2 separate regions of the Homo sapiens genome follow, and region 1 is linked to region 2. Evidence: read pairs that join two places in POLR2A ChIA-PET (ENCODE). Cell type or tissue: MCF 10A. All regions are shown on one strand. Each heading gives the region's core, and the rest is flanking DNA. Links, peaks and the distances in the headings are about the cores only.

Region 1 (6,406 bases), core at 1,094-5,093, 58 kb before region 2:
AGTTGTAGTTGGTTTCTCATACTAATAACAGATAACTGGCTCTGCAGAATGTCAAATAAGTTTACCTTTACTCAATTTTAATGAAAGTTGAACAGATTCCTTTACTACAGGTTTTCCCTTTAATAAGCTGATGTACTTTGGAAGTTTCCTAGATTCCTTATGGAGTAATTTCCAAACTTGTTTATACAGGAATTCCTTATTGTCCTCCTAGAAGTACTCAAGATTAACATCTTGATCCAGTGTCTCAATGGGTCAATTTGGAAAACTGTCTTAGCTGCTTGAGGAAAAAGTACTTTTGCATACTGTATTACTAACTGCTTTCTTTTTAAAAATTTACCTGCTAAGAAGCTTAGTAGAAACCTCTCAAAATTCTGTATTGGTTTATATCACTGACAGATGTTCATTCAAATAATTACCCATTCAGGCTCAATAAGTAGATTAGTTAAGCTATAGAGAGTTAATAAAATGAAGAATAGAGTAGATTTACATGAAATATACAAATAATGATTATGTCAGAAAAGAACAATATGAGCGCCACTAAAATTAAACTAAGTCTACAGGGTGACATAACTGGCTTTGTCTCCACTATCTTATACCTAAGTTCTGGTTCTCTTCAATATATGTAAAATAAAAACTAAAATTACTTGATCTACAAAGTGTGAAATATAAAGAGAAATCACTGACTTCTTGAATTCAGTTGAGAATATATATACAGGCATACCTTGTTTTATTGTGCTTTGCAGACACTGTTTTTTTTTTTTTTTTTTAAACAAACTGAAGGTTTGTGGCAATCTTGCTGTGAGCAAGTCTATAAGCATCATTTTTCCTACAGCATGAGCATTCAGTGTCACATTTTGGCAATTCTTGAAATATTGTAAACTTTTTCATTATTACATATCTGTCATGGTGATTTGTGACCAATGATCTTTGATGTTACCATTGTAATTGCTTTAGAGTGTCACAAATTGTGCCCATATAAGACAGTAAACTTAATCAAGTGTTGTGTGTGCTCTGACGGCTCCACTGACTGGCTGTTTCCCTACCTCTCCTCAGCCCTCCCTATTCCTTGAAACACGTTGAAATCGGGCAAATTAATAACCCTAAAATGGCCTCCAAGTGTTCAAGTGAAAGAGTTAGTTGCATGTCTATCATTTTAAATCAAAAGCTGGAAATTACTAAGCTTCTAAGGAAGGCTTGTAGAAAGCCAAGATAGGCGAAAAGCTAGGTCTCTTGCACAAAACATTTAGCCAAGTTGTGAATGCAAAGGAAAAATTCTTGAAGGAAATTAAAAGTGCTACTCCAGTGAACACACACACTAAGAAAGTGAAACAGCCTTATTGCTGATATGGAAAAAGTTTCAATGGTCTGGATAGATTAAACTAGCTATCACATTTCTTTAAGTCAAAGCCTTATCCAGAGCAAGCCTTCTAAATCTGTTCAATTCTACAAAGGCTGAGAGAGGTGAGGAAGTTGCAGAGGAAAATTCTGAAACTAGCAGGTGTTGGTTCATAAAGTTTAAAAGTGTAAGAAAAAAAGCCTTCTCTAGAACATAAAAGTCTAGGTGAAGCAGCAAGTGCTGATGTAGAAGCTGCAGCAAGTTATCGAGAAAATTTAGGTAAGATCACTGATGAAGGTGGCTACACTAAACAACAGATTTTCAAGATAGACAAATCAGCTTTTAATTGGAACAATATGCCATCTAGGACCTTCATATCTAGAGAGAAGTAAATACCTACTTTCAAAGCTTTAAAGAACAGGCTGACTCTCTTGTCAGGGGCTTTTGCAGCTGGTGACTTTAAGTTGAAGTCGATGTTCATTTACCATTTACAAACATCCTAGGGCCCTTATGAAATATGCTAAATTTAACTCTGCTTGTGCTCTACAAATAGAACAACAAAGTCTAGAGGACAGCACATCCGTTTACTTAATAATTTTAAGCCCACTGTTAAGACCTATTGCTCAGAAAAAAAGATTCCTTTCAAAATACTAATGCTCACTGACAATACACCTGGTCACTCAGGAGTTCTCATGGAGATGGACGAGAAGATTAATGTTGTTTTCATGTCTGCTAACTCAACACCCAGTCTGCAGCTCATGGATCATGCAATTTTGACTTTTGTGTCTTCTTATTTAGGAAATACATTTTGTAGGGCTATAGCTGCTATAGATACTTTCTTTCATGGATCATGCTTCTCTGACGGATCTAGGCAAAATAAATTGAAAAGCATCTGAAAAGAATTTGCCATTGTAGATGCCATTAAGAACATTTGTGATATGTGTAAGGAGGTCAAAATATCAACATTAATAGGAATTTGGAGGAAGTAGATTCCAATCCTCATGGATAACTATGAGGGGTTCAAGATTTCAGTGAAGAAACTAACTGCAGATGTGGTGGACATGAAAGAGAACTAGAATTAGAAGTGGAGCCTGAAGACAGGACTGAATTGCTGCAATCTCATGATTAAACTTGAAGAAATGAAGAGCTGCTTCTATGGATAACCAAAGAAAATGGTTTCTTGAGAAAGTTTACCACCTACTCCCTATAAAGATGCTATCTACGTTGAAATAACAAAGGATTTAGAATATGACATAAATATAGCTGATAGAGCAGTGGCAAGGTTTGAAAAGATTGTCTCAAATTTTTAAAGAAGTTCTACCGTGGGTAAAATGCTATCAAAGAGCATCACACACTACAGATAAATCTTTCATGAAAGGACGAGTCAATCTATGCAGTAAACTTCATTGTTGCCTTATTTTCAGAAATTGTCACAGCCACTCCAACTTGCAGCAACCATTACTCTTACTAGTCAGATGCCATAAACATTGAGGGAAGACCTCCACCAGCAAAAAGATTATGACTTGCTGAAGGTTCAGATTATCATTAGCATGTTTTAGCAATAAAGTATGTCTAAAATTAAAGCAAGGCATTATCTTTTCAGATATAATGCTATTGCACACTTAATAGACTATAGTGTAGTGTAAACATAATTTTTATATGCACCGGAAAACCAAAACATTTGTGTGACTCATTTTATTATGATATTTCATTTATTGCAGTGGTCTGGAGAACTAAATCTGCAATATCTCTGAGTCAAGCCTGTTATGTATGTATGTATGTATGTGTGTATATATAAAATTATAAACATACATATCTATGTACATATAAAAGACATAACAAATGATAATTAACATAAAATACTTAACAAAATTTTAAAACAATAAATTCCTCAAAATTAGATCTTAATGTAATGTTTACCTTTCGATTTCTTTTTCCTGAGGGTTTGAAATCATTAACTTTGCTTGGTCATTTTCATTAGTGAAGGCTTTCTGTTCTTCATAGGCTTTTAGTTTTTCTTTTAACAATAAAATCTAGTAGAGAGAAATCACTAGTTAAAATACAAAAGAAGTCATTTACATGGCCACAGCCAAATTTAGCTGTAAAAAATAACTGAATTAACCAGATTTTAATTTTAATAGAAAAATATGTTAAATTTTTGGACAATTAAGATTATAAAATTCTATAAATGAAGAACTGCGCAAGACTAGCATAAAAATATAAACAGACATACCTCTGCCTTCTGCTCATTACAGATCTTTACATATTGAGTTATATGATTATTGACATTAAGAACATTGCTCTTCAACTGTTGAAAGATAGAAATTATGATTGTTTATAGAGAGATAATAATCACAGAGATAAATACATGAATAACATGACATTGCATTTTCATTGAGTTCCATGAATTCAGAATTTGTGATAATTATGCTCACATTTAAAATCTATGACAAGAGGATCTGCTGAGCACATTAATAATGTAAATGAAATTATAAAGAAATTACTTTATTGAGAAAAGGTATTTATAAGCATGTAATTGCAATATAATAAAATTCCCTACTTTCTTACTCCTTTGACTTCTAAGTAATGCAGAGATAGTTTTTCATGCTACCCTTTCAGGAATTCAGTTGGTTTTCACTGAGTTCTTACTATATTTTAACATTTTTATCATAGTATGGGCCCCTTGACATTTATGGTATAGTAGAGAGGATATTAAACATATAAATCCAAATACTTGATATTGAGACCTTGCCTACTTCTCACTTAACCTGACTTAGAATTCGAACTGTTTGATGTTTGGGTTACTCATCTGTAAAGTGGAGCTAAGAATTCATTCCTCAAGGGGCTAGTGTAAGGGCTACATGAAAATCATGTGTTACAAACCTTTCTGTACACCCATATAGTATGACCTTTTACAATTAATTATATAATGAGCCTGGGAACATTTTTCTTAAGATGACAATAACATGCTCATCTTCAGACACTTAAGGAGAGTGGCAGAGGGGAAAGGGAGAAGAGGAGGAGTCATCACAACAGCTTAACTCTAGGTTTTTTCAACCCCGATATATTATAATTTAAACATACATATTTTGATATACATGTTTTTAAGTACAACACATCTTTGGCAAAAATACTAATGTAACCAATTATTATTATTATATTTCTGGAGAAATACAGAGATTGGTACATCAACATCATGAATGTGGACTATAAATTATGTAGAAAAGACTTTTTAAAAAATAAGCTTTATACCTATTTTACAGATGAAATAATAGGCTTGGAAAGCTTAACTAACATATCCAAGATTTTCAGGTGAAAGTTTTGGTTCTCAGCTAAAGCAGAGCATCATCCTGGGCTGCAACAAATGTGTTCAAGTTTTGAGTGATTACTCCAAGATGCCATCCAAATACAATACGCCATGACATCAAAGAGGTTAGGGAGAAAGCCACTCAAGTACCATAGTACCCAAAAGATCGAATAATAGTATCTATTATATATATATATATATAATCAAGATGCTTTATGGTTTAACCGTCTAAATTAATGTTCGACTAAGCAGGTTAGCAAAGACCCTTCTAACCCTCAGCTGCCTAACTCATTATGTAGAAACATAACCTGAATTAATACTTTCATTACAATTATAAAAATCATATGCAGACAATACCTTCACAACAAAGGCAGAGTAAACAGACTTACAGAAGATTTAATGTCCTTTGCCCGGTTAGCATACTTAAGAGTGTTATATGTGTCATCGTAGAATACAGAGGAAGGACTAACAGCAGCTATCATTATAGTTTGACAGTTTCCTCCAAGAGAATCCTTTAACAAGCGAGTAAGCTTACTATTTCTGTAAGGGATATGCTGATTCTTTCTCTGAAAGCACAAAAAAGAGATCTTATGTCATTTTCCACATTTAAATGCAAACCTGCTACCACTTTAGCACTTCACTGTGGGGGGAGGATTACCTAGGTGCCGAGGCAAGAGACTGAAGGTATAAACTGTTTCAGTATAATGAAAAAAATAGCTAGAATAAGAATAGTCATAATACAACTTAGATATAGAGATGATCATGGACAATTATCAATCACTATTATAAACATTATTAATCATTAGCTTTTAATATTACTCTTTGTTGCATTACGAATATAACCTAGGAATAACCGGCGGGTATGGGGTCAGCTGCTGAAGGGACATTGTGAGAAGTGATCTAGAAGGCAAGAGGTGAGCCTTCTGTTATGCCGGCACAAACGCCGCTTGAGGGCTCCTTGGTCAAGTGGTAATGCCAGTGTCTGGGAAGACACCCATTACTTAGAAGACCGCGAAAGGGAGTCTCCTTTCCTTGGAGGAGTCAGGGAACACTCTGCTCCACCAGCTTCCTGTGGAAGGCTGGATATTATCCAGGCCTGCCCGCAGTCATCCGGAGGCCTAAACCCCTCCCTGTGGTGCTGTGCTTCAATGGTCATGCTCCTTGTCCACTTTCATGTTCCTCCTGTACTCCTGGTTCCTCTTTGAAGTTCACAGTAGACAGCAACAGAAGAAATAGTGAAAGTCTTAAAGTCTTTGATCTTTCTTATAAGTGCACAGAAGAAAACACGGATGTATGCGCCATCTCTCTCTCTGTTATCGGCTACCTAAGAGGGAAGGGTCCCCTGTCCTATGATCACGTGACTTGCCTCACCTTGTCAATCACTTAGAAGATTCACCCTCCTTACCCTGCCCCCTTGTCTTGTATGCAATAAATATCAGCGCGCCCAGCTGTTCGGGGCCACTACCGGTCTCCGTGTCTTGATGGTAGTGGTCCCCTGGGGCCCAGCTGTTTTCTCTTTATCTCTTTGTCTTGTGTCTTTATTTATTACAATCTCTCGTCTCCGCACACGGGGAGGACACCTGCCAAGTCCCGTAGGGCTTGACCCTACACTTCACTATAAGAACTTAAGCGCTACCCAATTTTATCCAGACTTATAATTGGTGATTGAGGTGATGACAAAGAATCTTACAGGATTATTCAGTGAATATATGAAACAAATATCATATTTAAAAATATCTGCATCTGAGTAAGTATGAACTTTA
Region 2 (4,000 bases), core at 1-4,000:
GCTACAGCCTAAGACTAGCCTCACAAATCCTTTTTTCCATTAATCCAGACTTCACAGAGGACACAAACAGTAATTTTATCATTTATTCAACCGGTCTGCACAGGGAGAGGGAGGCCCGAAGTCCAGCTGTTAAGAACTTTTACTCTTTTACCAGCATGTCAGACTTCTGGGTTTCCTTCCCCTGAGCTCACTTTTAAGCCAAGCAGTTTAAGGTTTGGGGAAACTAACTTTTCCTACTTTGGGGGATATATCTGAGGGGAGTGTCCTGTGGTATGGGGACACAATTACCCATCTGTGAAGAGAGGACAGAGTAAGGATTTTTTTTTCCCTCAAAGGAATCCCAGTGATTCAGGAGGCATTTGAGAGAAATACAGACTGAAGATGATTGGTTACTCAACTAGAAAGAGGGGAACAAGTCATCCCTAGTTCCTTTTTTCTCCCAGGGAATAACCGGGTTATGTGAGGGAGAGAGAGAAGAGCTGTCCTCACATCCCTGAGTCCCTGTAACCTTGGGATGGTGCAGACCATGGGTGCCAATGTGGCTTTTCACCCTTGTTAACAGGGGGCCTAGGAGGTGGGAATTATCCGCATTTACCCACATGCTGCCTTTCCTCTGCTGTCAGTAACCTTTGAGTTCCCTAGACCTTGTCTGTGCCATGGATGCTAGCATGACCTCTATCCATGAAATGGGAGGGGTCCTAACTGGCAGGAATTAGTCATGCTAAGGTAAATCTGTGGTGCTGAGTCCTCCTCAAACAAGGGAGAGTAAAGGGTGTCTTGTGAGTTGGGGTCCTGGCTTAATAAGATGTTTTCCAAAAGGAAAAAAAAAAAACAAAACTCTTGCATAGAAAAGCTCCCTGTTTTCACAGGGCCATGTTAGAAAAGAAAAGAAAAAAACAGCTTAAATGCAGGATGGAGAAAATGCCTGAGGGAAAATCCTCTAGCTCTATGCAAATGGGTTCCTCCAACAGGGAGAGAAACTCTTAATCATTGTTCCCTCCTTTTGCCTAGGCCAGGGGTGGAAAGACTCTGTGGAGACCCATGGCGGGAGTTGGTGGCTGCAGCTCATTCCTGCCCCATGTGGCTGTTGGATGGAGCATGTGCATGTGCAGACATGTCCATACACCCTAGCTGGGAGGGAAGCAGGGAGGATGGGTGCCTCCGCTTGCCTTTCTGTTCCGAGCGTGTGCCTGTGGCCCTTGGGGTGGGGGTGTGAGATGTGCCTCTAAGAACAGATGGAAATCGCATTGTTCTGAATGGCATTTCTGATGGCTGGGCTAAATGCTCACTCTACCTAGTAGTATCTGCAGTTTGCAGCAACATCTTTAACATTATAAAAGAAGAGCTAAGTGCCAGGATAATCCTGGAACAAAAGAAGGAAAATACTGTAGAAAAGACTGGTTTGGAATAAGGCTGACATTCCCAACCCTTGAGAGTGATAGGGGTTTTTGGGGGTACTCTCCAGCATCCTGTCCTCTGTAGCTGTGCCATTCATTCTTATCTGGCTCACCAGAGGTTTGGTGCTGCATCTGCCTTCAGAAAAAGTCTGAGGAGGAGAAGACTCAGAAATGAAAGCAAAAGGTTTCAGATCTGCAGTTTACTCACCTGCCAGGTATTCTGGACAAGCCCCCAAAATGATGAAGGGTTTTTTGCTCCTTAGCTCAGCTAGGTCTAGGTTCTTGTCTCATGACCAGGAAGAAATAGCCATGTGGACATCAAAGAGTGAGTGGAGTAGAATTTATTAGGTGAAAAGGAAAGCTCTCAGCAAAAAGAGGGGTCCTGAAAGCAGGCTGCTGGTTGCCCCCTTCACAGTTGAATACAAGGGCATTTTACATACATGCTGATGGGGCTGTGTTCCCTACTTGTATAAGGTGTGAATTCCTTGTCGATTCACCCCATTTCCCCTGTGGGCGTGTGGGCACTTAGTCCGCTGCGGGCATGTTTAGGCAAAGCTCCTGTTCAAGTTCCCTTATCTGGACCAAACAAAGGTGGGAGGTTCTCCAGGGATCCTTGCCTTACTGTATGCCTGAAGCTGGCTAACTCCTTTCATTATTATAGCCAAATAGGTTCTTCTTGCCCGATGCCCAGAAAGTTAATATGCTGAGAACAGCAGTAGTTGCAGCAGAGATAGTGTTTAGTCATAGCACTTTAATTGGGAGGAGGATGGGAGATATTTCTCAAATCTGCCTCTCTAAGAGTTTGGAGGCTAGGGTTTTTAGCGGTAATTTGGTGGGCAGAGCACTAGGGAATAGGTATTGCTGATTGACTGGGCATGAAATCATGGTATTGTCCAAACTGTCTTCATGTGCTGAGTCAGTATCTGGGTGCAGGTGTTACAGGACTGGTTGAGTCAGTTCCTTGATATGAATCACGGTCCTGTTGGTATCAGGTGGTATGGCCGAATGCACGAGTCTGAAAAATATCTGAAAGATCAATCTTAGTTTTTGATAATAGTGCTGTTATCTAAAGGAGCAACTGGGGAAGACTTTGACTTTGGGAGACAGAGACAAAATCAGAGGCAGGAGGATTGCTTAAGCCCAGAAGTTGGAGACCAGCCTTGGCAACATAGTGAAACCCCATCTCTACAAAAAAATTAAAAAAAAAAATTATTCTGGCGTGGTGGCATACACCTGTAGTCTCAGCTACTTGGGAGGCTGAGTTGGGAGGATCGCTTGATCTGGGATGTCAAGGCTGCAGTGAACTGAGATCCCACCACTGCACTCCAGCCTGGTTAACACACTGAAACCCTGTATCAAAACAAAGCAAAACAAAATAAAATAAGATAAAATAAAATAAAATCTTGTGACTCCTGAGTAGTAAGCAAGCTAGGGAACAATGGCTGGTTATTGCTTAATGATGCTTACAGCTTAACAGAATTTAGGTCCTTACCATAATTCTAACCTTGTGGCCTTTCATTATTTTCACAAAGGCAGTTTCCATCCTGAACAAAGAGGAGGTTAGTTTTAAGCAGGGACTATTATCATCCTTGCTTCAAACTGTAAACTAAATTCCTCCTATGGTTAGCTTGGCCTACACGGAGGAATGAACGTACAGACAACTTATGAGGTTAGAAGTGAGATGAAGTCAGCTATGTTAGATTTCTCTCAGTCGTATTATTTGCAAAGGCAGTTTTACTGTTATGGGAAAAAGCAGGACACTTTTGAGAAACCAAATGTCAAAAAACAAAATGAAAACAAATTTAGTTTAAAGATGTTAATTGACTTTGTTTATGATTCTAGAATTGTACAACACTTCATTCCATAAAATAGAATGAGTGTTACAGTGAGTGGACTAGAGGAGATTGGTTTTATAGATAGAAAAGGGCCAAAGAAAAGAGAAACAAAGAACAAGAAGTGGATTGGTCACTTCAAAGTTACTTTTCTAGTAAGGCAAGAACAGGGAAACAGCACAATAAAAAAATAACTATTAATATCAGGTTACTTAAGTTTACTTATTTTTGGGTAAGTGTTAAAGGAAGAAGGAACTTGATTGTCTTGCTGCCTGGCCTATTTTGGAAATTTGGCTATTATTTTTCTCTCCTGATTTATTGGAAAGTCAGATAACTTTTTGATTTGGTGATAGGGAACTTTAATGCTTTGATTTTGATTTTTAGTCTAGTGTGTTGGGGCCTAGTGCAGGAGCTTAGCCCAAAACAGTAGATTTCTATAATTTTTATTTAACGTGAAAGCCCATTGTGGCTAAGTGTAGACAGCAAGGATGTATGGAAAAAGATGAAGTTAAGGAGAACAGAAAATGCTAGGCCTTAGACCATGTTAAGAATATTTGGTCTTTAAAAGCTGTGGGAATTCATTGAAAATTCATTAAATTCATTTTGAGCAGAGGATGTGGGCTAACTAGATTAGATAGATATTTTGTAAAGAACATTCAGATTGCCTAGTGGAAAATAGATTAGAAGTGGTAGGCTGGGAGTGGGTTGTGCAACAGTAGATGAAAGGAGACCAGTTAGAAAGCAATTGTATTTATTGAAAGAGATGGTGGT

Evidence for each region. ChIA-PET counts read pairs that join two places held together with the same protein. Peaks named below come from ENCODE experiments on the same cell type or tissue, not always from the same donor. Only the 100,000 strongest peaks of a DNase experiment are listed, where the experiment ranks them.
Region 1: POLR2A ChIA-PET joins it to region 2 with 5 read pairs; 2 of 35 experiments call an interaction of 5 or more read pairs at or near these places.

What each region holds. Positions count from the first base shown.
Region 1 is chr11:28,079,600-28,086,005 of GRCh38, forward strand. It overlaps KIF18A (kinesin family member 18A), which reads right to left. Exons shown (of 17, transcript NM_031217.4): 7 at 5,033-5,209; 8 at 3,570-3,644; 9 at 3,257-3,369. Among named protein-coding and RNA genes, the nearest start is that of KIF18A, 25 kb to the right of the region's middle. In MCF 10A, for the core only: no CTCF peak of the experiment used is centred there; no DNase peak of the experiment used is centred there.
Region 2 is chr11:28,138,934-28,142,933 of GRCh38, forward strand. The region is part of intron 3 of METTL15 (methyltransferase 15, mitochondrial 12S rRNA N4-cytidine); the gene reads left to right. Among named protein-coding and RNA genes, the nearest start is that of METTL15, 33 kb to the left of the region's middle. RefSeq lists enhancers at 979-1,585, 1,474-2,673. In MCF 10A, for the core only: no CTCF peak of the experiment used is centred there; DNase peaks (open chromatin) are centred at 1,948 and 2,318.